Regions from separate parts of the Homo sapiens genome. Here regions 1, 2, 3 and 5 are each linked to region 4. Evidence: chromatin loops called from intact Hi-C (ENCODE). Cell type or tissue: MCF 10A. All regions are shown on one strand.

Region 1 (5,000 bases), 940 kb after region 4:
GAATCAAGAAAATACTGTACATATACATCATGGAATACATGCAGCCAGAAAAAACAAGATCTTGTTTTTTGTGGCAATGTTGATGGAGCTAGAGGCCACTATACTAAGTAAACTAACACAAACAGAAAACCAAATACCACATATTTTCACTTATGAGTGGGAGCTAAACAGAGTACCTATGGACACAAAGAATAACAGACCCCCCCACCGGGCCTACTTGAGGGTGTAGGGAGGAAAGTGAGGACTGAAAACCTACCTATCAGGAACTATGCTTATCACTTGGGTGGTGAAATAATCAGTGACATGCAACTTACCTATATAACAAACCTGCACATGTACCCCTCAACCTGAAATAAAAGTTGGAAAAAAAACTTTAAAAAAGAGAGAACGTCTCAAGGACAAATGCTGTTAGAATAAAACTACCAATCCCGAATTGTAAACCCAGCTATACTATCATTCAAAAGTAAGGGTAGTTAGACAGGAGAAATAAGTTTAGATCTATTGTATAACATGATGATTACAGTTTATATCTACGTATTATATATTTATTTTCAAATTGCTAGATTTTAAATACTCCACCACTCAAAAATTATAGGATGTGAAGTAATTGATATGTTGATTAGCTTGATTTTGTCTTTCCAAAATGTGTATATATGTATATACATATTAAAACATTGGGTTGTACACCATATATACAATTGTCAATTAAAATATAAACTTAAAAATTTGAAAGAAAATGGTAATAAAAAATTAAAAGGATTAAATTAACAAAAGATATTTTCAGGCCTTTTTTGAAACATAAGTGTTTACCACTCAGTGAAGGGACTCTTATGTTTAAAGCATAAATACAGAAGAATCAAGATGTTGGGAGAAAAAACAGCAACAAAGTTTTGGAAGCTGGAAAGCCAAAGGAAACTGTTTTTGACTCAAAAATCTCAAAGCAGAACACTGAGCTGGTGAGTGGAGAAGTTCGGAAGCAAGTTGATTCCTGCTGGAAGAACTCCTAATCAGGTCTGTCTAAATATTACAGGTAACATTGAAATGGGAGGCTTGGCTAAAAGTTTGTATAAAAACTGTTATACACGCACTTTAGTTAGACAACCCTTCCTCCCCGACCTGACGCGACACTAACTTGGGAGGTGGTGGTGTACCCAAAGGGCTCTGGGATTGGAAAACAGACATTGCGTGGGTGTAAGTGGGAAGTCTGCACCCTACATTGTGAAGCACACCAGCACGTTTCCCCAACGTGGGTTCTCAGAATGCTGGCAGCCCCCAGAAAGATTTGCAGAGGAAGCAGACCATACCAAAGAAAATACCTAGGAATACTGACATTTGAGGTTTCCAAAATAAGTCATTTACATCATAGTTTAGTGACTCCTACTCGTTAAGGCTTGTCCTTATCCAGAGACTAACATTAGGAGAGAGACAGGGATTACAAAACTTGAGGAAAGCTTCTAAAATAAAAGGCAGAAATCACACAAATCAGTGAAAATAAGAAGAAATACAGTATGCAGTAATTAGAGAAACTCTTTCTATAAAAGATAACTGACTAATCTGCTATGACAGATAAGAACATACAAACAGATATTAAACTAGAACAGGGTGTTTTAAACAGAGCATTGGAGAAATTTTTAAGAGTTCTTGAACATTTAGATTATGGCAGTGTAGACTGTAAAGTAGGACAAGACAGATGCAAAAGAAGGTAGAAGAAGAGATCCAGTTTGTGAGTCAGGAGGCAAATCAAGTAATAAAAATTCCAGAGGAAAAGAATGTTTTAGATGGAAGGAAAGCACATATTTCAGTCATGTTTCAGAGCAAAAATTCTGGAATTGAAAGACACGTTTCAAGATTAAAAGGTTCATCAATTGCCCAACATAATTGTTAAAAAGAGCCCTTATGAAGACATTATGAATGTTTAACACGACTGCCAAAGGAGAGCCTGAAGCCTCCAGGGGACGACAACACAACTAAAATTGAGAGCATGGAACTCCCAGGAGAAATACTGAATGTTAGAAGACAATGGAGGAGGGACATCCTCATATTCATGAGGGAAAGCTTTTTTCAACCTACACATTGACACCTGGCCAGATCTACTGTCAAAGTGGGAGGATAAAAAAAGTCATTTTCAAACATGCAAGGCCTTTAAAAAATTTCCTCCCACGTACTTTGTTTATAAACCTGTTGAAAGACATGCTCCACAATGGGGAGGTTTTAAAGTAGAAGACGTGGTACACAGACAATCAAGAATCCAGAGGGTCATGGGGAAGAGGCAGCATCTCAGGAGGAGCCCCGTGCAGCGCAGCCCATCTCTGGGGCAAGCAGCCTGGATGGAAGCGGCAGAGCAGGGGCTGCAGAAGAGGGAGGGCTGTGAAGACGGCACCGAGAATTCCTGAGGGAGTCACAGTTTCAACAGGATATTTATCAGAAGGAGATTCTATATACATATATATATATACACACACACATACACATATATATAGAGATTAGTCAGTTTTCTTTCATGTATACATATATATGTATATATACACACACACCCATATATATGTATATACAAATACATATATCTCCTAGCTACTGGGGAGGCTGAGGTGGGAGGATTGCTAGAGACCAGGAGCTCAATCTCTTTCTTGACCCAGCTGGTCAAGAATGATTACCAACCCTCAAAACCTGTCCTGTCCCCACTCAGTCACCAAAGTGATTGTGACTCTGACTTCTGACATGGTATTCTATCAGTGTCAATCTTCCATCTCTGCTCTTTAGACCTATCTGCCTCTCAGAGCATGCTCACAGGAGACTGAACCACACAACCTGCTTGTGCCCCTTAGAGTCCTCTTGTAGCCCAGCTTGCCCTCTGCACTTGCTCTTCTGCATATCACTGATGGCAGCTAGTTTTGGGACCTTGTTCACCAAGTCAGGTTTTGAGAGGTGAAGTCAAATTTTGTTCATAACTACTCTAGGCTCTTCATTAATGGCTGGGACTCTGGAAATAAGCTCATTCTGATGGAAAGGCTAATAAGGAATCTGTTTTCTTTTTAAAAATTCTTTTAATCTTCCCATTTTTGTGTCTTTTCTCTTTACTGGTATTTGAAATGCACATCTTTGTAACCAGGTCACAAGAATGATTTTGCTTGGATTGTTTGGTGGCCTCAGACATAGGGTTCAGAAGCATCTTTCAATGTCATTATCTTTTTATCAGATCTTGAATTGCTTATTTGTTGTTTGTGTATGTTTATGTCCATGGGCACTAATATGGGTTCTTCTCACTACAAAAATCAGGGTCCCCTTCCTAAAATTCCGGCTAAATACTAAAGGGTTTTAAACCAAAAGTAAAATTCTAAGCCTCCCTCAACCATCTGAATAGGGCCCTCGTCTCAGCAAAGGCATTCCAAAGTTAACCTGATAAACTAGTTCAGGCCATGATAGGAAGGAAGAGCTTGACATGCCTCAGGATACCCTCCCTCCCTTTTGGAATTACTGATAGAACAGATTCTTTAAGACTTAAGTCTAATTAAAAAACATTTACAATCTTCTCTCTGAAGCCTGCTTGTTGGAGGCCTCATCTACAAGATCAAGTCTTGGTCTCCACAAACCCTTACCATAACCAGACATTTCTTTCTACTGATAAACAACTCTTTCAGCTAATTGCCAATCAGAAAATCTTTGAATCTGCCTCTGACTTAGAAACTCCTGCTTCCAATTGTTGTGTGTTTCCAGGTCAAACCACTGTACATCTTATACATGTTGACTGATGTCTTATGTCTCCCTAAAATGCGTAACACCAAGTTGTCCGGCCACCTCAGACCCGTGTTTCTCAGGATCTTCTGAGGGTGGTTCCATGGGCCATTGGTCACTCATTTGGCTCAGAATAAATCTTAAAATACAGGGTTTGACTTTTCATCGACAGGGTATACAATTTATATAATTTTCAATGAATAGTAAAAATTAAACTGTAGTATTTAGGAATATTTATCCAGTCATGCAAGAAGAAATCCAGGGAATAATTACTATGAAATTCATTTGGCAAAATAACTGACCAATATTCTTCGCTGTCAAGGCCCAACTAAAGAAATGTTAGAAACTTAACTGAAATGAGTGAGAATTGCTCAGTCAAGTTTCATTAAGCCAATATTAGAGTATGTCTAGAAAAATAAGCCACAGACACACCCATGGCCATTTTTCCAAAGAGGTTTTTAGAACACTCAGTACGTATATATTTTCTTAAGGTGGGGGAAGGCATATAGGAAGACGGGCGGGTTGGTGGTAAGGTCAATGGTTACGTTTCTGTGAGACTTCAGTTAGTGCCCAGTAAATGTACATTTTACACAGGATAAGGTGAATGTCTGAAGAGATAGAAGGAGCCAAGGAAGAGTCAATTATGCAGAAGTCCCTGGGTAGGTGGAGGAATGATTTGTCTCATCCGGTCTTTCTTCTGCTCCTGGAAAGAAGCTTGTCATCAACATTATCAGTGTGCAATTGAGCAGACAGAAGAGTTCAAGACCAGCCTGGCCAATATGGTGAAACCCTGTCTCTACTAAAAATACAAAAAATTAGCCAGGCATGGTGGTGGGTGCCTGTAATCCCAGCTACTTGAGAGGCTGTGGCAGGAGAATCACTTGAACCCAGGAGGGGAGGTTACACTGAGCTGAGATCATGCCATTGCACTCCAGCGTGGGCAGCAAGAGCAAAACTGTTTCAAAATAATGTCAGCATTAAGAGAAATTGAGTGACGGCCACATTGGAAGCTCATTGTGCTAATTTTGCACATTTTTGCATGTCTAATAGTTCAAATGAAAGTTAGAGACATTTAGAATAATGCCTGTTTTTGCCCTGGGGCATGTGCGGTGATCAAACAAGAGCGCCCTGGAGTGCTGGTTATGTTCCGTTTCTTGATGGGGTGCGGGGTTATTTCATGAATGGTTTCACAACTGTTTTCTTGAGATGATTAATAATGAGTTTTGCATGGCATTTCTAGTGTTATATTTCATAGTATAAGAAGAGAT
Region 2 (5,000 bases), 230 kb after region 4:
TACACTCCCCCTCTTATATTGTTCCTTATAACCGGGGGGGACGGGATGATATTAGTCCCAATGTCGCAGAGGGTGTACACCGCCTCTGTAATATCCACGGGGGAAAAGGATGATACAATTCCCACTATCGAAGGGGGTGTACCCCCCTGTTGTATTGTTCCTGATATCCAGGGCGTGAGGAAATGATATCACTCTTAATATCGCAGGGTGTGTACACCCTCACGTTGATAATGTTCGCAATATCCAGGGGAAGGGAGGATAATATTATTCCCAATATTGCAGGGGCTGTACGTCTCCCCTGTGATGATGTTCCTAATATCCAGGAGGGTAGAGGATGATATTACTGTAATATCGCAAAAGGTGTACAACCCCTCTGTGATATTGTTTCTAATATCCAGATGGAAAGGGGATGATATTACAACACCCTGTGATATTATTTCTTTTTCTTTCTTCTTTTTTTTTTGACAGAGTCTCACTCTGTGGCCCAGGCTGGAGTGCAGTGGTGCGATCTGGGCTCACTGCAAGCTCCGCCTCCCGGGTTCACGCCATTCTCCTGCCTCAACCTCCCAATTAGCTGGGACTGCAGGTGCCCACCACCGCGCCCAGCTAATTTTTTGTATTTTTTTTTAGTAGAGACGGGGTTTCACCCTGTTAGCCAGGATGGTCTGTATCTCCTGACTTCGTGATCTGCCCGCCTCGGCCTCCCAAAGTGCTGGGATTACAGGCGTGAGCCACTGCACCCGGCCAAAGAATACATTTTAAATTAGAAGAAATCATGTAAGTGCTATTCTTGAAGTTTCTTATTTTAATTTGTGATTTAATTAATTCAGTCTCATAAATAAACTCAATGAGGAAGGAAGAATGTGGAACTGACAATGTAAGTTGCTTACATAAATCGCCTCATATGGCTTCAGACTGAGTCTCTAAATTGAGAAGATCTTAATGCGTGACAATTAGCTACATGGTAGAGAAGAAACTACTCAATGAAAATTTATTTCTATTTCTTGAGCCAAAATTTGAATGATTGTCCTTATTTATGGTAGCCCAGTAGAAAGATTCCAAGGGTTTCTTTCCTTTCTTTGTTTTTCTTTTCTTCTACATTTCTTCCAAAATTAACTTAAAGTAACTCCTGAGGTTGTATATAGGATAGTAGAAAGCACACTTTCATAACGTTGTTTGGAAGGTCAATTATATGATGAATGCAAAATGCTGGGATTTTGCATTTTGTAATGACAGTTACAAAACACTGCCAAAATAAATCAGAGATGACACAAATAAATGGAAAAACATTCCATGCTTCTACATAGGAAGAATTAATATTGTTAAAATGCCCATACTGTACAAAGCAATTTACAGATTCAATGCTATTTCTACCAAAGTACCAATGTCATTTTTCACAGAATTAGAAAAAACTAATCTAATGACCAAACTAACTGAAAGGTCAAAACTAACCGAATGGCCATATCAATCTCAAGCCAAAAGAAAAGAGTTGGAGGAATCACACTCTCAGATTTCAAACTGTACTACAAGGCTACAGTAACCAAAACAGCATGGTACTGGTACAAAAACAGACTTATAGACCAATGGGACAGCTTAGAAAACCCTGACACAAAGCTGCACACCTATAACCAACTGATCTGACAAAGTCGACAATAACAAGCAATGGGGAAAGGATTTTCTGTTCAATACAGACTTCAGGATAACTGGCTAGCCATATGCAGAGGATTGAAACTGGATGTCTTTATTTCACCATGTACAAAAATCAACTCAAGATGGATTAAAGACTTAAATGTAAAACTTAAAGATAAAAAAACTCTAGAAGAATACCTACGGAAATACCATTCTGGACATAGGCCTTGGCAAAGGTTTCGCAAGGAAGACTCCAAAAGCAATTGCAACAAAAATAAATATTGGCAAGTGGGACCTAATTTAACTAAAGGCCTTCTAACAGCAAAAGAAACTATAAACAGAATAAACAGACAATGTAGAGAATGGGAAAAAATTTGCAAACCATGTGTCCAACGAAGGTTTAATATCCAGAATCTATAAGGAACTTAAACAAATCAACAAGCCAAAAAAAGGAATTCCATTAAAAAATAGGCAAAGGGCAGGAACAGACACTTCTCAAAACAAGACATATGTGTGGTCTACAAGCATATGGAAAAATGCTTATCACTAATTATTAGAGAAATGCAAATGAAAACCACAATGAGATACCATCTCACACCCGTCAGAATGGCTATTTATTATTAGAAAGTAAAAAAAAAAAATCAAAACAACAGATGCTGGGAGGGTTGCAGAGAAAAGGGAATGCTTATACACTGCTAGTGAAAATGCAAATTAGTTAAGCCACCGTGGAACAATTTGAAAATTTCTCACAAAACTGAAAACAGAGCTACCATTCAACCCAGCAATCCCATGACTGAGTACTTTCAATGGCAAAAACCGCAATTACTTTTGCACCAATCTCATACATATAAAGCATGGAATACCACACAGCCACAAAAAAGAACAAAATCATGTCCTTTGCAGCTGCATGGATGCAGCTGGAGGCCATTGTCCTTAGTGAACTAACACAGGAACAGAAAACCAAATACAGAATGTTCTCACTCATAAGTGGCAGCTAATCACTGAGTGCACATGGACACAAAGAAGGTAAAAGTAAACACCAGGGCTTATTGGAGGGTAGTAGGTGGGAGGAGGGTGAGGATCAAAAACTATCTATCAGGTACTATGCCCCAAAATACATAAGAATGATGAATTATTCTAGTGCAAACACACGTTACATATAAAGATTCACATAGATAATAAATAATAGAGGGAGATTTGTTATGCTAAGACCACGAATTAGCTGCATACTTCACACAAGAAAAATGATTCAGGCTAACTATGGGCAGTTCATAATAATAAATGGGATGCATACTCAAAATTACATGACAAGCTTTAAATTACATGTAATGACAAAAATTGTCTTGTTATTGTCCCACAGGACCCTGAAGCTCTTTTCATTACCCTTTCAATCTTTTTTCCTCATTATATTTAGATTATGTAATTCCTATTTGTTTATCTTTAAGTTTGCCAACACTTCCACCTGTCTTCTTTATTTTGTTATTACACTGAACTACAGTGAGGATTTTTTTTTTATTATTACTATTTGGTCTGCCTTTTTTGGCTTTTACATTTTTATTTAGTTCTTTTGTTTTTCTTTGCTGAGAATTCTCTTCACTAAATTATAGACTTAATGTTGTAGAAAGTACATTTAGACCTCCTCTATTTCTGGAACTGTATGCAAGTCCAGCTGCTCACCACCTAGAAGCAAACTGCAAAAGAAGTAGGATGGAGTGACAGGAAAGCAGTTTTATTTTTCAATTGCTAGGAGATGGGAGATGGGCTGCCTCAAGCCTCAAAAACAAAACAAAACAAAAAAACCCATCTCAAAGCTTTGAGCTGAGGGCAGGGGCTTAAAAAGGGAAACGTGGTGTGGGAGGTATGCAGGGGTTATGCAGAGTGTAGGGTCTGCGTGTCTTTTTGCAATGGCTATCTTGAGTTATTGTCCACCTAGAGTGCCAACTGGCACCATCTCAAGTGTGGCTGGGCTGCAGATTATTCATCTTGAGGTCATCTTTCAGAGGGAGAGAATTTGCCACTGGGTCTCCATGCCTGGCTGGTTTCAAAATTAGTCCCTAGAATCTCTTAACAAGCATACAGTAAGATAAGTGTGTGTGGTGCAAGGGAGTGCCTGGTCAGAAAGAGAGGGAAGCTGTTTCCATTTCAGCTCCTCAGGCCAGCATATTCCTAGTTGGCAAATTCCAAACCAACTTGTGCCTTTCAGTTGGAACTAGAACTTCCAGGCAAACATATTTTAGTGCCTTGGTCATTGTTTCTAGATGTCGTCTATACCTGCACTCCATGTGACTGCCCCCCTGCTCTGTGCTACAAGAACACATCTGTGTGAATAGCACTGGGGCTCCCTTCATACTGAATTCTGATCGAGTTTGGCTCATGCAGTGTAATGTACATTATACAGTGTCATGTGCTCTCCACACTCCCCTTCCCACTTGAGCACTGAAGTACTTGTTCCCCCAGCTGCCAGGAGAATTAGTATGTGACAGCTCTCAGCTAAGTCCTTCTCAAGTCACTGTTCCCAGTTGAGGTAAACTGCCTCACCCAAGCTTATGCTCTCTTCCTGGGGGCAGCCACATGCAATCAATGCTCCTGTGGGAACACAAACGCGGGGCCACCTGCCCTACTACAAGGCAACATGGAAGGTTAATCTCACAGTTCATCCAAGGAGTAGCCAAGACTGTAGTTGTGACTACATCACAGTTCATCTTCTCCCAGTGCCCAACTTTGCTTCATTAATGCCACAGGAATTGACACTAGGAACTCTCCTTGGTCAGCTTCCTGAATGTCGAAGTCTCCATCTCAGTCTTTTTTTCAGGAATTTCTGAGTGATAATTATTTCTCCTGCTCAGGCTTGCTGGTCTGTGGATTCTTGACTTTGCCCTCTGGCAGGTTCACCTTGGAGGTGGCCTCCTCCATACAGCCCATCTGTGTGAAATCTGGAAGCTGGTCTATCCCCACAGGCCATCAGGAGGCGAGTGGGCAGAACATCACGGTCTTGGTGGTGTAGGGACTCAGCATAGCCTCTCTTTGGTTTTCGTAAATTGTGCCACATAGTAGTTAATCTCAACTCAGCTACCCAGCATCGCTGTCCTTTCCGTTTTTCTGTGGAGCTCTGGGCAGTACATACATCTTTTTCTCATCTGACTCACAGCTTGTCTGGCCTTAATTCTCACACACCCTAGAGTCCTTCAGAGAGATTTATCTACTTAAGGCAAAAGGCTACTTCCCCCATTGGACAGTAGCCACCTGTGTTACTACACCATTGTATTGATACTCCTGGGACCCCAGAGACATCAGTGTTCAGAACATGGAAAGATAAAACTTTTATCATAAGTGATAGGTAAACTTTCATTGAAAGTTTTATTTGTTACTTG
Region 3 (5,000 bases), 230 kb after region 4:
GCTTACTTTATGCCTCACTCATGTTTCCTCGAGACAAAATACCACGCTCACACCACATGCACACCACAAAACAAAGAACGGGTAAAAAGGGCACACACACACTTTTGTAGTTTACACCAAACCAAAATCAAAACCAAAATCAGAGTATCCAGAAATCCAAGCCAGGTCAATACCAAAACCAAAGTATCAAGCAATCCAATTCAAGTCAGAAACAAAAACCAAAGTGCCGGTACAGGCATGTCGTGGGTGATCAGGTCACGCTTCCACTCAAATGGAGTGGGCAAGTTCCCAAGACCAGTCCTGTCAAGCAATTTAAACCAAGTCAAAACCAAAATCAAAACCAAAGTGCCAGTACGGGCATGCCGTGGGTGATCAGGCCACGCTTCCACTCAAATGGAGTGGGCAAGTTCCCAAGACTAGTCTTACCAAGTTTCAGATGTCCAGACTCCAAGTACCAGTTCCTTCCTGGTGTTCAGCCACTGCGCTGATCCTCCACAGGGGCCTGCCACACACTACTCTGGCGAGGCGTCCCATTGCGCTCTCAGGATCCGTGTCGCTCGGGCTGGTCAGAGTCCCCCACAAGGATGTTCCACAGGGCAGGCTTAAGCTCCTTAGGAGCTGCCTCAACCATCTGCCAATCACCTTGCTTCCCCGTCAGGGAACCAAGAAATGTAGCAGACAAGCCGCAGAAAAAACTCCTCAGACACCGAGTTAAAGAAGGAAGGGGTTTATTCGGCTGGGGGCATGGGCAAGACTCCTGTCTCAAGAGCCGAGCTCCCCGAGTGAGCAATTTCTGTCCCTTTTAAGGGCTCACCACTCTAAGGGGGTGCGCGTGAGAGGGTCGTGATCAATTGAGCAAGCAGGGGGTACGTGACTGGGGGCTGCATGCACCGGTAACTAAATTGGAACAAAACAGGACAGGGATTTTCACAGTGCTTTTCTATGCAATGTCTGTAATCTATAGATAACATAACCGATTAGGTTAGGGGTCGATCTTTAACTACCAGACCCAGGGTGTGGCGCCGGGCTGTCTGCCTGTGGATTTCATTTCTGCCTTTTAGTTTTTACTTTTTTTTTCTTTGGAGGCAGAAATTGGGTATAAGACAATATGAGGGGTGGTCTCCTCCCTTAGATGGGTTAATGGTGAATAGAGAATGAGTTATCTGTGTGGCAGTTAGGATTTATTTCCAACAGTTATAAAACTCCCCACATCCACATATATATGTTAAAGAAAATACTTTATTTTTTTGAGATGGAGTCATGCTTTGTTGCCCAAGCTGAAGTTTCTTCTCCTTTAGCAAAATTTTCTGCTGCAATCGCTGTTTGATGAAGGCTGCTTTGGCTGCAGGTGTCCCATTCTGTACTTATTCCTCTGCTTGTTCCCCTTTCTCGAATAGTCACTACATTTTTTATTTTGTCTCATGTTTCTTTCCTTCTTTAAAAAAAAACTCTCTTGAAACTCTTATCTACTTATCTCTTTGTTGTTGTTCCCTCCCTCCCTCCCTCCCTCTTTTCCTTCCTTCCTTCCCTCCTTTCCTTGAGACGGAGTTTCACCCTGCAGTCAGGGTGGACTGTAGAGGCACAACCTTGGCTCACCGCAACCTCCACCTCCCGAGTTCAAGCGATTCTTCTGCCTCAGCCTCTCGAGTAGCTGGGATTGCAGGCATGTGCCACCACGCCCAGCTAATTTTTGTATTTTTGGTAGAGATGGGGTTTCACCATGTTGGTCAAACGCCTGACCTTAGGTGTTCCACCTGCCTTGGCCTCCCGAAGTGCTGGGATTACAGGCGTGAGCCACCACACCCGGCTGTTGTTGTTATTACACCTCTGGCCCCTCTTCTATTCGTGTCACTTCTAGCATACATCAAAGCGAAATATAATTTTCAGGAAAAAATAAACTCATGACTCACAGCTATAAAAATGAATATGAGTTAAAGAATTTGTGTTACTCATAGTATCTGCGGGAACTAGGCAGATGCTATAACCAGCTTAATAGAAAAGTCAAGCCAATTTAAATTTACAGAGTAGAAGAATGTTGAGATGAATTGCAAATGAAAGTGAAACTGGTTTTTCCACTGGGAGGAAGTCTGTTCCTAACAAGATATAATTTGCATGACTGTCAGTTACAACTTAGCAAGAATCGCAAATAGCTCAAACCCAGGAAAGGGCTGGAATCTGATAACTTGATAACCAGAAGGGTGTGCTGAAAATTACTGTTTTCTTTCTCTCTCTCTCTCTCTTTCTCTCTCTCTCTTTCTTTCTTTCTTTCTCTCTTTCTTTCTTTCTTCTTTCTTTTTCTCTTTCTTTCCTTTCTTTTCTTTCTTTCTCTTTCTTTCTTTCTTTCTTCTTTTTTTCTCTTTCTTTCTCTTTCTTTCTTTCTTTCTCTTTCTTTCTTTCTTTTCTTTCTTTTTCTCTTTCTTTCCTTTCTTTTCTTTCTTTCTCTTTCTCTCTTTCTCTCTTTCTTTCTCTTTCTTTCTTTCTTTTCTTTCTTTTTCTCTTTCTTTCCTTTCTTTTCTTTCTCTTTCTCTCTTTCTTTCTTTCTTTCTTTCCTTTCTTTTCTTTCTTTCTCTTTCTCTCTTTCTTTCTTTCTTTCTTTCTTTCTTTCTTTCTTTCTCTCTCTCTCTCTCTCTCTCTCTCTCTTTCCTTCTACCTTCCTTCTTTCTTTTCCTTTCTTTTTTTTTTGACAGAGTTTAGCTCTTGTTGCCCAGGCTTGAGTGCAATGGCACGATCTCGGCTCACTGCAACCTCTGCCTCCCAAGTTCAAGCGATTCTCCTGCCTCAGCTTCCCAAGTAGCTAGGATTACAGGCATGTGCCACCACGCCTGGCTAATTTTGTATTTTTTTTTTTAGTAGAGACGGGGTTTCTCCATGTTGGTCAGGCTGGTGTTGAAATCCCAACCTCAGGTGATCCGCCTGCCTCGGCCTCCCAGGTCACTGCGATTACAGGCGTGAGCCACCCCACCCGGCCTCATTCACAGTTTTCAGTTGAAACATAATTATGTTTTTGCCATGCTAATGATGGTTAATACTCTGGAGGTGGTGGGTATGTGTCAATCACTCAGACAATTTACCTGTGTTTACTCACTGAATCCTCAAGAAAGAGAGGTGGGAAATACATCACATCTGTCTTACAAAGGAGGAACTTAGGGCTCAGAGGTTTTGGATTTCAATACACTGTTGCTGCAGGAGTGGGAATTTGAATAAAGGTGTTCTGATGGCCACATGTCAGTTCTTTTCCACTGGGCTATGCTATTTGTGTGAAGCCCTGAGCAGCTGAGTCCTAGGAAGTCGTGCAGGCTCCAGAATGTAGAACAACAGTATCTCTCCACCTGGGAAGGCAGTGCTCTATTTACTTTTTAACTTTCCAATTTTAACTGGAATAAGCTTTCCTCCTCCTCCCACTATCCACATTCTCCACTGAATCCTCTAACTGTTACTAATTCTACGGAAATTTGTGGAAATTAATAAAACCTTGTGGAGGCCAAGGGAAAACTTCCCCTTCATCTGAATGTTCACAGAAAATCAACTGAAAAAAGACAGCTGAGAAATAATAAGAGAAAAGGCATATGAACTTATTAAAGTGCACAGGAGTTTTACAAAACATAAGATCTCAAATAAATGACCGGATGGTTGACGCTTTTACACCATCTTGAGTTTCCAGAAAGAATGAGGCTTGGATCAGTGGCAAAATGGCTTATGGGACCAGAGAAGAGGTGGCCTGTCTAGCGAAGGTGGTCTTGTTACATGGATGGACCCTCACAGGTAGCAGTGCTCAGAGACAATAGATGTAAATGTTTCAGGCCTTTAGAAACATCAGACCCTCAGTTAATCATCCCTAAATCTGGACAAGGGAAGGCCTCAGAGAAAGCCTGGCTGCATCAATGCAGATTTTTCTCTACAGGTGCAAATCTTCTTCACAAAAGACAGCTTTTCAGCTAAATTTGTGTTTCCAGCCCTCCTGAACAGCCATCTTGAAACATTTCAAAGAAGTATATTTTAGGCTAAAATATTCTGGCTACCTTTGTAATCTGAGAAGCCAAAATAGATATCTCTTTATCGAATAAGATGGACCCCAAGGCTAAGGCAATGAAAAGTTACCTACAGGCTGAGGGCTCCAAGGCCTTGCTGCCACGGCAACTCCCTAAATTCCTTTGGCTACAGCAAAAACCACAGGTTTGCTAAACTCCCTAACAATAGGAAACATCAGGCAAAATGTCAGGCCCTTCCTAACTCTGATTTACGACCTCTCTTGGTGTCTGGCTTGGGACCCCTTTCCGGTAACAATCCTGTTCATTCTTTGGATGACACTTTCAACCTTGCATGTACAATATGATATACTTGCCCTGTTTGATGAATCGTCTAACTTGTTGTTTCTCAACCTGTTCATTTTTTATTACTGCTGGCCCTAAAAACTTTTATGTGGCATTATTTCTGAGAGCTCTGTTCTGTTCCATTGGTCTGTATCTCTGTTTTGGTATCAGTACCATGCTGTTTTGGTTACTGTAGCCTTGTAGTATAGTTTGAAGTCAGGTAGCGTGATGCTTCCAGCTTTGTTCTTTTTGCTTAGGATTGACTTGGCAGTGTGGGCTCTTTTTTGGTTCCATATGAACTTTAAAGTAGTTTTTTCCAATTGTGTGAAGAAAGTCATTGGTAGCTTGAAGGGGATGGCATTGAATCTATGAATTACCTTGGGCAGTATGGCCATTTTCACGATATTGATTCTTCCTACCCATGAGCATGGAATGTTCTTCCATTTGTTTGTATCCTCTTTTATTTCATTGAGCAGTGGTTTGTAGTTCTCCTTGAAAAGGTCCTTCATGTCTCTTATAAGTTGGATTCCTAGGTATTCTTTTCTCTTTGAAGCAATTGTGAATGGGAGTTCACTCATGATTTGGCTCTCTGTTTGTCTGTTATTGGTGTATAAGAATGCTTGTGATTTTTGCACATTGATTTTGTATCCTGAGACTTTGCTGAAGTTGCTTATCAGCTTAAGGAGATTT
Region 4 (5,000 bases):
ACAGCAGCCACTGTGTTTTATGGGGACAGAGTGATACAAATTTCCTCGTACTCTCATATTCCTGAATGACTTCTGTCAGACAGTTTCATTCTAGGCCACTTTCTATTAGGTAGGGCTACGTCAGAGGTGATTCTAGTTCAAGCATCGTTTAAGGAGAATGTTACATTCTCTTCAGCTTAGCTTCACTGTTGAAGTACTAGAAAAGAAGTGAAAGTAGCTACTTCTTAATTTTCTAGGTTTCGAAGTGATCAGAGAGGTAGGAAAGGAAGATCAGTGTGAAGGCAGTATAATAAATTGTAAAAAGAGAAAAGGTGGCGGAGATTAAGGAGAGTCAATACCTGCATACAAATCATGGCCCTACCCTACAAAGGATAATCAACCACTTGGTTAGCCAGGGATTGTCCAAGTTTTGCCACTGAAAGACCCACATCCTAGGAGACCTGTCAGTCTCAGGCAACCTGGGAAAGTTGGTCACCCTAGGACATCTGAAGCCAATGCAATTCCTGTCTGAAAGCATTTTATTCTCTATGTTTGGGAAGACATTATTTTTCACATTTACATTGTTTTCTAAGTTTTGGAAGAAATCTTTTTTTTTTTAAATTCAACTCTGAACATGCCACTCACCATTTTATAGAGTCTGTCACAGATTCTTATATATGTAGGTAGAATATGAACACTAAATGAGTAAATGAAACCCTTGTAAGGTTCTATTTTTGAGAGGCGTTTTAAGCAGCTTGGAGCATCCTGATACAATGAGAAGTTTTGCAAGCTAATTCTTAAACTATTTAGCTAAGTCTTTATGATAATTAAAGAAAGGACATATTCTAAAACAATTTCTCATACATGTCAAGCATTCCCATAACTTGGTAAAGTATGTTAACCTAAATTTAGTTGACTGTCTTTTAAACTCCAACTTTTGCATATTTGATATGAAAGGAAAAATTTTGAAAGGCTGGCAGGCAATATAAATACTTGCATCATCAGTATTTTGATACATTGATAGCATAAAATCCCCTGTTTTGAATTAAAGTACAATCCGCGGATGGATTGTGTGTGTGTGTGTGTGTGTGTGTGTGTGTGTGTGTGTGCGCGCTATGGCTAAAAAGGAATTAAATATGTTACCTGGCTCAAAAATATCCCTACTCAGGCCATGATTTTATGGTAAACTTAAGAATTAGACAGTCTGCCCACAAATACTCACTGTAGTTTTTTGCAGAGTATTGTCATGTTCAAATGGTGACCTGTATTAAATCACTGTAAAAAACTAAAAGTACAGTAGCTCTTGCCAGTTTGCTATCAAATGAGCTCTTTCATGCTTGCTTTAGTATTGGTTTATTTATACTTAAGATCAATGAAAAGCATGGTTCCTGACTCAAGGACAAGGGACCCCAAGGAAGAGCATCTTGAAGTGATTTGCTATTAGTTACATTAAAATGTATCCCAGAGGAACAGTTTTTAAAACCCTGAACTAATTACCAATTATGATGTTCAATCACTTGGTCTTTGTGTGTCAACCTTTTTCTGTGAAGACCAAAAGGTATCCCGAGATAATGTCTTCATGGAGTAGGAAACCTGAATAATGAGACACAGTGGAAATGCTGGTGGGAGATTTAAAGAATAAATGGATGGACATTGTTATAAAAGCAATTACATCTGCTTCGGAGATCTTCTCCCAATATAAACTTAGACAGTGTTAAAAGAAAAATCTTAGACAAGTTAAATTTAACAGAGTTCATTTGAGCAGAGAAAATAAAAAATATTTATGAACCAGATAACATTCAGGACCAAAAGCAGTGCAGAGAGCTTCATCCTACAAGGCGTTGCAGGCAATATTTATAGCTGGAGAAATGGAAATGACATGCGGAAATAACTTGATTGACTAGAGTTCTGTGTTTGCTTTATTTGGATGTTTTGGCAGGTTTCGGCCTACAGTTGGCTGAAGGTTAGGCTGCTATGATTCGCTGAGATTTTGCTACTTGTTATAATGTATGCTCTGAAGTTAGGTTGCAGGTTGTTTACACATTAAGTTAGGTTACAGTTTACCATGTACACAGGCAGATTTAGGACAAACAGTTCAATTTAATAAGAGGAAGAGTGGTAGGAAATGAATTCCAAGATGAAGGTTAAAGCAAAGTTTGTCATTTAGTCCTCTACTCTGTGCAGGCCTGGAGGATCTTACAAATAAAATATGAAATGCAATTTGGTTTTCATTTGTTTAATGTAACACGCAAACCCTTCAGCTAAATTTCTTTCTGAATTGTTTGAAAAACTGTTCTGTACATCCTTTTGCTGTTTATGCATACCCAAACACAAATGCAACTCATCTGTGTGATGTACGCATAATGAAATAACATTGTCTCTATCCCTCTTGCTGAATAGCCTCATAGTTTGAAATGTTCATTAGAATTCAAACACACATTTACATGTTTACCATGTATTTCTTTCTCCTATTTGTTTATCTTAAAGAAAAGTTACATGGGTAAATATCAGATCACTTTAACAGCTTTTTAAAGCTTCCAGACAGTGATCTAAATGCTTATTTCACATTTATTGTAAGCATAGTATTACTAAATATTAGTTAAGTATATCAAACTATCAATATGAGAGCAAGTAAGGGGCAGGAATTATATGTAGTTGTCATCACACGGCCAAATAGAAATTAATCATTTGCCTTTAAAGAGTGTTTGCTGTTGAGCCAGTTGACATAATTTATCTTGCTTTAGTAATATTCTTTACAGGTAAAATAACCTACTCATTTCCACAATGATAAAACATTGTTGTTTTATCGCTTTGAACAAGTACATTAAAATAATACAGAACAGTTGAAGATGTGATGACTGCACAATGAACCAGAATAACATTGAATTAAATGTATTCGTAAATGGGTGGAGAGGAGGTATTTGGTGGAAAAAAAAAAAGCTGAAATACTTGAGCCAATTAAGTCCCTTGACTCCAAACCCATCCCTACGCACTCAGATCTTGGATGCTGGATTGGGTGAACCCTACAACCACATCGCTGTTAGCGTGTTGGCACCTCATGAACTCTGCCAGTAGGGGGCAATAGAGGTAAACTGTAAGACTAGAGGAGAAAAAACAGGTCCCTTCCCTGTTTGCTTCTCCTGGTCTTTTTGGTGAAGTTCTAGAACTTCTAGTATTTTGACTTTTGATTTTAAATACCCCAGGATGATTGGAATTTGCCTTATTCTTATTTTCAGTCTGTCAAATTAAGTCATGTATCATTAGAAGCAATACTGTTGTATGCGCCAGAGAACTGGTTTTATGATCTATTTGTAGTAGAAGGGCTGCCTTGTCATTATCAAAGGTTACTCTTCAGAAAAGTTGCTTGCCTTATTAGCTATGTATTCTAATAGCATAACGACTATACCAACTTTGTTTTGTTTAATTTTTCATGGTATATATTTTTCCATCTTCATTTTGGGTGTTTTCTTCGTGTTCATTTGAGAATGTGTTAAGTGTAATACAGTTTTGTTTTTTAACAAAATCAGTCAGTCTTTATGCTTTAATTTCAGCACTTTAGTTGCCTTTAATTTAATTTCAGACACATTTGTGTTTGCTTTATGAATATATTATTGTTATTTGGCTCATCTATGTTCTTTCTCCCTGTTTTATCTTACTTTATCTTATTTTATTCCACATTTCCATCTATGAGGTGAGTAGTCATGCATTTCTACACCGATTTGAGTGTTTATGCATTTTTGACTTATTATGGTCAAGTAGAAATTACTTATTTTACCACTTTCTAGAGACACTGTGCTTTTAGAACACTAACTACTTTAGTCCCTTCTTTGTATTGTTTTTATAATGGATTATAATTAAACGCATATCTCAAACCCCACCACCCATAACTTTTATTGTTTAATCAGTCTGTATTCCTTTGCATGTGCTCTTATATTGCTTTTTTCATTGTTCTTCCACTCTCCTGCCCATTTTTCCCATTTGGGCCATTTTCTTCTGCCTGCATAACTCTTCTTTTAATGCAAACCTACAGGTTTGCTGACAAGAAATTCTCTCATTCTTTTATGTATTAAAATTTTTTGTTGGTATTAGTTTTGGAAATTATGTTTTCTGGGTATATGATTTTACGTTGACTATTGTTTTATTTAGCACATTAAAGATATACCTAAATTGTCTTATAGCATTCACAGTTTATGTTGAAAAGTCAACTGTCAGTAGTATTGTTGCTTATTTGAACAAAATGTCTTCTTTTCCTCTTATTGCGGCATTTAAGCTTATCTTTAGTTTTAGCAATTTTAGTGTGATGTCTCTAGGATATGATTGAACTTTTATCTTGCTTGAAGCTTGCCAATAATATTTATCTGTGGGTATCATTATTTATGCTGCTTCTGCCCCCCTTTTTAAATCTGTGTTCCTCCCAGGGTGAAAATAACATGCATGCTAGAACTTTTCACTATGGTTTTTATCTTACGTGTTGTACCTTCCAATTATGTTTCTTCTCTTTAAATATTTTTTATTAACTCATATTCAAGCAAGTAATCAGATCGTCTACTGGATCTAACATTCCGTCAATCCCAAACTATTAGCTGTTAACTTCAGGTAGAGTATTTCATGCTTTTATAATTCTATTGAATATTAATTTTAGACATATGTATTTACTTCTAATATTTCTAGTTTTTCTATCTGCATCTTTTCATCTCTCATCTCTATTTTCATCTCATATTCTCTTCAACATATTAATAATAGCCATATTATTTTATTTGTTTATTGTTGATTCATCAAACTTTTATTAAATAAAATTTACTGTATTGTAAAAAGGGAATTTGGGGTAGTTTCTTCAATGGCACAGTTATACAAGGTAGCTGCAGACTGATCTCTAGATCTTTTTTTTCCATTTTTCGAATTTTCTTTGCCTATTTCCCAATCTCTTATCCCCTGAACACACACAGACACACACACACACATCCCTACACACTTTGTGTCCCTTTATGGGGACACACTTACAATAGTCACTTACTATGCAA
Region 5 (5,000 bases), 560 kb after region 4:
CGTTCACATGCAAGGACAGCAATTTAACAATAATCCATACACGAACAACACATTCATGAGAGCCAAAAATCAGGTGAGCCTTCGTAGTACCTGGTTTTAACTTTATATCACTGAAGAGGCAGTGAAGAGGTAGAAAAAACAACTTGAACAGACAATGCCACCCCTCTCTCACCACTGACAGAAGGAACAGTGTGCTAAGAGTGTCTCTGGGCTCTGGTGAGAAAGAACACAGCAATTGTGAGGCTTTGAGCTCAGTGCTGTCCTGTAAGAGCAGAAAGGAAAACCAGATAAAATTCAGCTGATGCCTGGCCACAGACAGAGCATTTAAACCAGCCCTTGTCAGAGGGGAATTACTGATCCCAGTGGTCAAAACTTGTGTTCCCACAAACCTTGACACTGAGGGCTAAAATGCGCTGAGGCTCTAAGTAAACTTAAAAGGCGGTCTATGCCATAAGTACTGCAACTCTTAGGTGAGTCCTAGTGCTGAATTGGGCCCCGAGATAGTGGACTGTGCGGCGGGCACGTGAACTACAGAGACAGCAGCTGGGGCAACTGAGGTTGTGCTGGCATCACCCTTGCCTAACCTCAGGCTGCACAGCTCATGGCTCCAAAAGAGTTCTTCCACTTGAGGAGAAGAAAGAGTGGAGAGGACTTTGTCTCACATCTTGGATACCAGTTTAGCCACAGCAAGAAAATGCACTCGTCAAAGCTGTGAGGCCCTTATTCCAGGACCTCCATCCCAGATGACATTTCTATATACACCCTGGGCAAGAAGGGACTAACACTGTTGCTTAATATTTTGCTTCGTAAGCACCAATGGATTGATTCAACTGAAATTTTTGTACTCACCACAGTAATATTCATAATTATTATTTAGATTGACATGCTTATTTTTAAGTATAGTATAATCAAATGTTTTCTAATTTAAAAATGTGCTAGCAAATTTTAAAAATTAAAACAAAGGCTAATTTTATCCTTAAAAAAAATAATTTCTGGGCCGGATGCAGTGGCTCGCTCATGCCTGTAATCCCAGCACTTTGGGAGGCCGAGGCGGGCAGATTATCTGAGGTTGGGAGTTCAAGGCCAGCCTGACCAACATGGAGAAATTTCATCTCGACTAAAAAAATACAAAATCAGCCGGGCGTGGTGGCCCATGCCTGTAATCCCAGCTACTCGTGGGGCTGAGGCAGGAGAATCGCTTGAACTTGGGAAGTGGAGGTTGCTGTGAGCCGAGATCATGCCATTGCACTCCAGCCTGGGCAACAAAAGCAAAACTCCATCTCAGTAAATAAATAAATAAATAATTTCTGTTAAATATAAAAAGTAGTTTTTATCATAGCAAATGTCGCCCTAGCTATGTCAAGTCAAAAATTTAGATTTATTGGGATTTTAAAAGAAGATAATACTATGTCCCTATGTGTTTCATTCCACTTTATGATACACACTGGAAATGTTTATGCTCAGTTTTTGGAAGCAGAATATATGTGTCGTGGGTACAGTTGCTCAATTTATTCAATTTATACTTGTATATGCTGATTCTTCACCAATGAATTCAATTTTATTAATTCAATTAATTAAATTTTATAATACAAAACAGTGAATTTAATGACATATCTTTGCCAGTCAGTGTTCACTGGTTGAGCCAGAAAGAGTTTTACAAAGTTTTTTTTTGAGACGGAGTCTTGCTCTGTCACCAGGCTGGAGTGCAATGGTGGGATCTTGGCTCACTGCAGCCTCCACCTCCTGGGTCCAAGTGATTCTCCTGCCTCAGCCTCCCGAGTAGCCAGGACTACAGGCGCATGCTACCACAACTGGCTAATTTTTGTATTTTTAGTAGAGACGGGATTTCACCATGTTGGCCAGGATGGTCTCAATCTCTTGACCTCGTGATCCGCCCGCCTTGGCCTCCCAAAGTGCCTGGATTACATGCGTCAGCCACAGCACCCAGCCCCGAGTTTTACAAAGATTTACTGTACTTTCACTCCCACTCCGGATCTTCTTTAATCAAAATATATAGCAAGCATTTCAATAGTCATGATAACAAATAGAAGTGTGATTTACATTTTGTCAGCAACATCACACCTTATGTGAAACAGGTAAATTTAGAACAACCAGAAAAGAAAGACTTATCTGTGATCTACTAAGAGAAGTATGAAAATTGAGCTTGAAATGGAAACATTTTATGATATGAATCGATAATGATTTTGTACATTTGATTTTACACATAATATGCAGAAAAAAGTAATTTTAATATGCAATTATGTAAACTGCAAAATCTACAAGAAACATTTGAAAACAATTTTGATATTGATGAATTTAAAGTTACTTTTTAATTTATATGTTAAATTTTTGAATTTGATGTTAATAATACCGACTTGAAAGAAGTTATATTGCTTACTCAATTTAGTGATGAAAAATGTTTTGAGTATGTTTGGGACATTGCGTATATGTGAATCTAATTTTTCAACTGTAAATTTTATTAAATTTAAATGCAGACCAAGTATTTTTGAAAAAAAATTAGTGTCTGAATTATGAGCTGAAAATGTAAAATAAACGCTTGATTTTAAAAAGTTTATACATAAAATGTAAAATATATCGTTATTAATTTTTAAGGTTGCTTGCCTGTTGAAACAATATTTTGGACGTATTAGTTTTAACTTAATTTTTGGTGTTGAAGTTTGGGCTGTAATCCAGTAGATGGCGCCTAAGAGTAATGCCCGTAGAGAGGCTCTTGATCGGCCACTTGGCTCTTTCGTGTTTCCTGGCATTCGCAGGCACGCTGTCCGGTGGGGGTTGAGAGAGATGCCTCCTTACCAGGACGACTCCTGAGCCTTGGAGGAGGCCCCTCCAATTACTAGCACTTCGCCTGCATTTCTTTTATTAGATGTTTCGGGCTACAGCCCTCCCTCAGGCAGAGGCCACAGCAGAGAGAGCTACCTTTCAGCATGTACAGAAATTAACTCGAGATGGATTAAAGACTTAAACGTAAGAAAATCCTAGAAGAAAACTTAGGAAATGCCGTTCTTGATACCAGGCTTGGCAAATAATTTTTGGCTAATTTCCCAAAAACATTTGCAACAAAAATTGACAAGCTAGACCTAATTAAAGAGCTTCTTCACAGCAACAGAAATTATCAGCAGAGTAAACAGACAATCTACAGAATGGGAGAAGATATTAGCAAAATGTGCATCCAACAAAGGTCTAACATCCAGATTCTATACGGAACTTAAGTCAACAAGCAAAACCCCATTAAATAATCCCATTAAAAAGTGGGCAAAGCACATGACCATGCATTTCTCAAAAGAAGGCATATGAGCAGCCAACAAACATGAAAAAATGGTCATCATAGTTAGTTATGAGAGAAATGCAAATCAAAACCTAAATGAGAGACCATCTCACACCAGTCCCGTCAAAATGACCATTAATAAAGTCAAATAATAACAAATACTAGTGAAGCTGTGGAGAAAAGGAACACATATACACTGTTGGTGGGAATGTAAATTATAGTTGAGCCACTGTGGAAAGCAGTTTGGAGATTTCTCGAAGAACTTAAAACAGGGCTGCTACTTGACCCAGGAATGCTATTACTGGGGATACATCCAAAAGAAAATAAATTGTTCTACCCCAAAGACAAATTATTCATTCATTGCAGTGTTATTCCCAATAGCAAGGAATCAACCTACATGCCCATCAATGGTGGATTGGATAAAGAAAATGTAGCACATAAACACCACAGAGTGCTACATAGCCATAAAAAAGAACAAAATCATGTCCTTTGTAGCAACATGGATGCAACTGGAGGCCATTATCCTAAGTGAATTAATGCAGTAACAAAAAACCAAATACTGCATGTTCTCACTTATACATAGGAGCTAAACTTTGGGTACTCAAGGATGTAAAGATGGAAACAATAGACACTGTGGACTACCAAATGGGGAAGGAAGGGAGGGGAGTGTGGGTTGCAAAACTACCTATGGGATACTATGCTCACAACCTGGGTGATGGGATCTATACCCTAAACCTCAGCGTGATGAAATATACACATGTAACAAACACGCACATGTACCCACTGTGTCTAAAATAAAAGATGAAATCATTTAAAAAATAATTTAACATTTCATCTTAACTTTTAAAACTGTGGTCACTAGTATATTTTTAAATTACCTAGGTGGCATATTATATTTCTTTTGAAGTATGTTTATCTAGATGACTAAGATATGGTGATTTCCATTGTATTTCTGTTAATTTACTACTTTAACCTCTTCAAAACCCACACAATTCCTGAAACTCCAGTAAGTAGAAGTTCCTATGTTAGACTCAGTATCTTTTCTAGAGCAAATTAAGATGGTCTTATGCACCTACTATTGATTTGGTAAATGAGCTCTTTTCTATCACTCTGAGGAAAGAATATCAAGAACAACTCACATTCATAAGGATCAGACATCTTCTATTTATAATACCTCGGTCTATGCCTATCCTCCTGTCCTCTGTCATGATGTAAGTGAAAGAAATACAAGCTACCTGGACATGCTGCATAAAAAAAAATGTACTACATTTAGAGGACAATATGCTAATTGGACTGAGCTGTAAGAAATAGCTAGCACACTGGAGACATTGTAATACATTTGTTATCCAAAGGTGCAAGATATACCTTACCAATATCAGCGGTCTTCCACAAAAATAAAGGTTGTAGGAAGTTACATGCCACTTAAAGTCTCATGGGATATCCAAAGCAAAGGAAAGATTACTGCATCTTGCCCTCTCACCAAAAGATAGATACATGATAGATAGATAGATAGATAAATAGATAGATAGATGGATAGATAGATAGATAACAGATAGACAATACTTGGTATACCTTTTTGGGTTTTGACGGCAGCATATACCACACCTGGATTATTATTTAGATCTATATAGTGGGTTACGCAAAAAGATACTGACTTTGAGTAACTCCAATAACAGAAAGAGGATTCACTGCAATCCAGGATGCAGTGCAAGCA

What was found. Hi-C counts contacts between places; a loop is a spot of excess contacts. Peaks named below come from ENCODE experiments on the same cell type or tissue, not always from the same donor. Only the 100,000 strongest peaks of a DNase experiment are listed, where the experiment ranks them.
Region 1: it touches region 4 in a loop (7-fold over the local background); 2 of 110 quality-filtered maps call a loop at or near these places.
Region 2: it touches region 4 in a loop (14-fold over the local background); 3 of 110 quality-filtered maps call a loop at or near these places.
Region 3: it touches region 4 in a loop (9-fold over the local background); 3 of 110 quality-filtered maps call a loop at or near these places.
Region 5: it touches region 4 in a loop (3-fold over the local background); 3 of 110 quality-filtered maps call a loop at or near these places.

What each region holds. Positions count from the first base shown.
Region 1 is chr1:248,617,140-248,622,139 of GRCh38, forward strand. No RefSeq gene overlaps it. Among named protein-coding and RNA genes, the nearest start is that of OR2T11, 15 kb to the right of the region's middle. In MCF 10A, a CTCF peak has its summit at 1,931; a DNase peak (open chromatin) is centred at 1,952.
Region 2 is chr1:247,911,514-247,916,513 of GRCh38, forward strand. No RefSeq gene overlaps it. Among named protein-coding and RNA genes, the nearest start is that of OR2T8, 6.2 kb to the right of the region's middle. In MCF 10A, a CTCF peak has its summit at 3,005; no DNase peak of the experiment used is centred here.
Region 3 is chr1:247,904,765-247,909,764 of GRCh38, forward strand. No RefSeq gene overlaps it. Among named protein-coding and RNA genes, the nearest start is that of OR2W3, 12 kb to the left of the region's middle. In MCF 10A, no CTCF peak of the experiment used is centred here; a DNase peak (open chromatin) is centred at 2,027.
Region 4 is chr1:247,678,439-247,683,438 of GRCh38, forward strand. It overlaps OR13G1 (olfactory receptor family 13 subfamily G member 1), which reads right to left and starts at 1,301. Exons shown (of 2, transcript NM_001005487.2): 1 at 1,202-1,301. In MCF 10A, a CTCF peak has its summit at 3,058 (motif pointing right); a DNase peak (open chromatin) is centred at 3,053.
Region 5 is chr1:248,240,608-248,245,607 of GRCh38, forward strand. OR2M4 (olfactory receptor family 2 subfamily M member 4) reads left to right here. Exons shown (of 2, transcript NM_017504.2): 2 at 1-4,072. Among named protein-coding and RNA genes, the nearest start is that of OR2M4, 12 kb to the left of the region's middle. In MCF 10A, a CTCF peak has its summit at 2,721 (motif pointing right); a DNase peak (open chromatin) is centred at 2,734.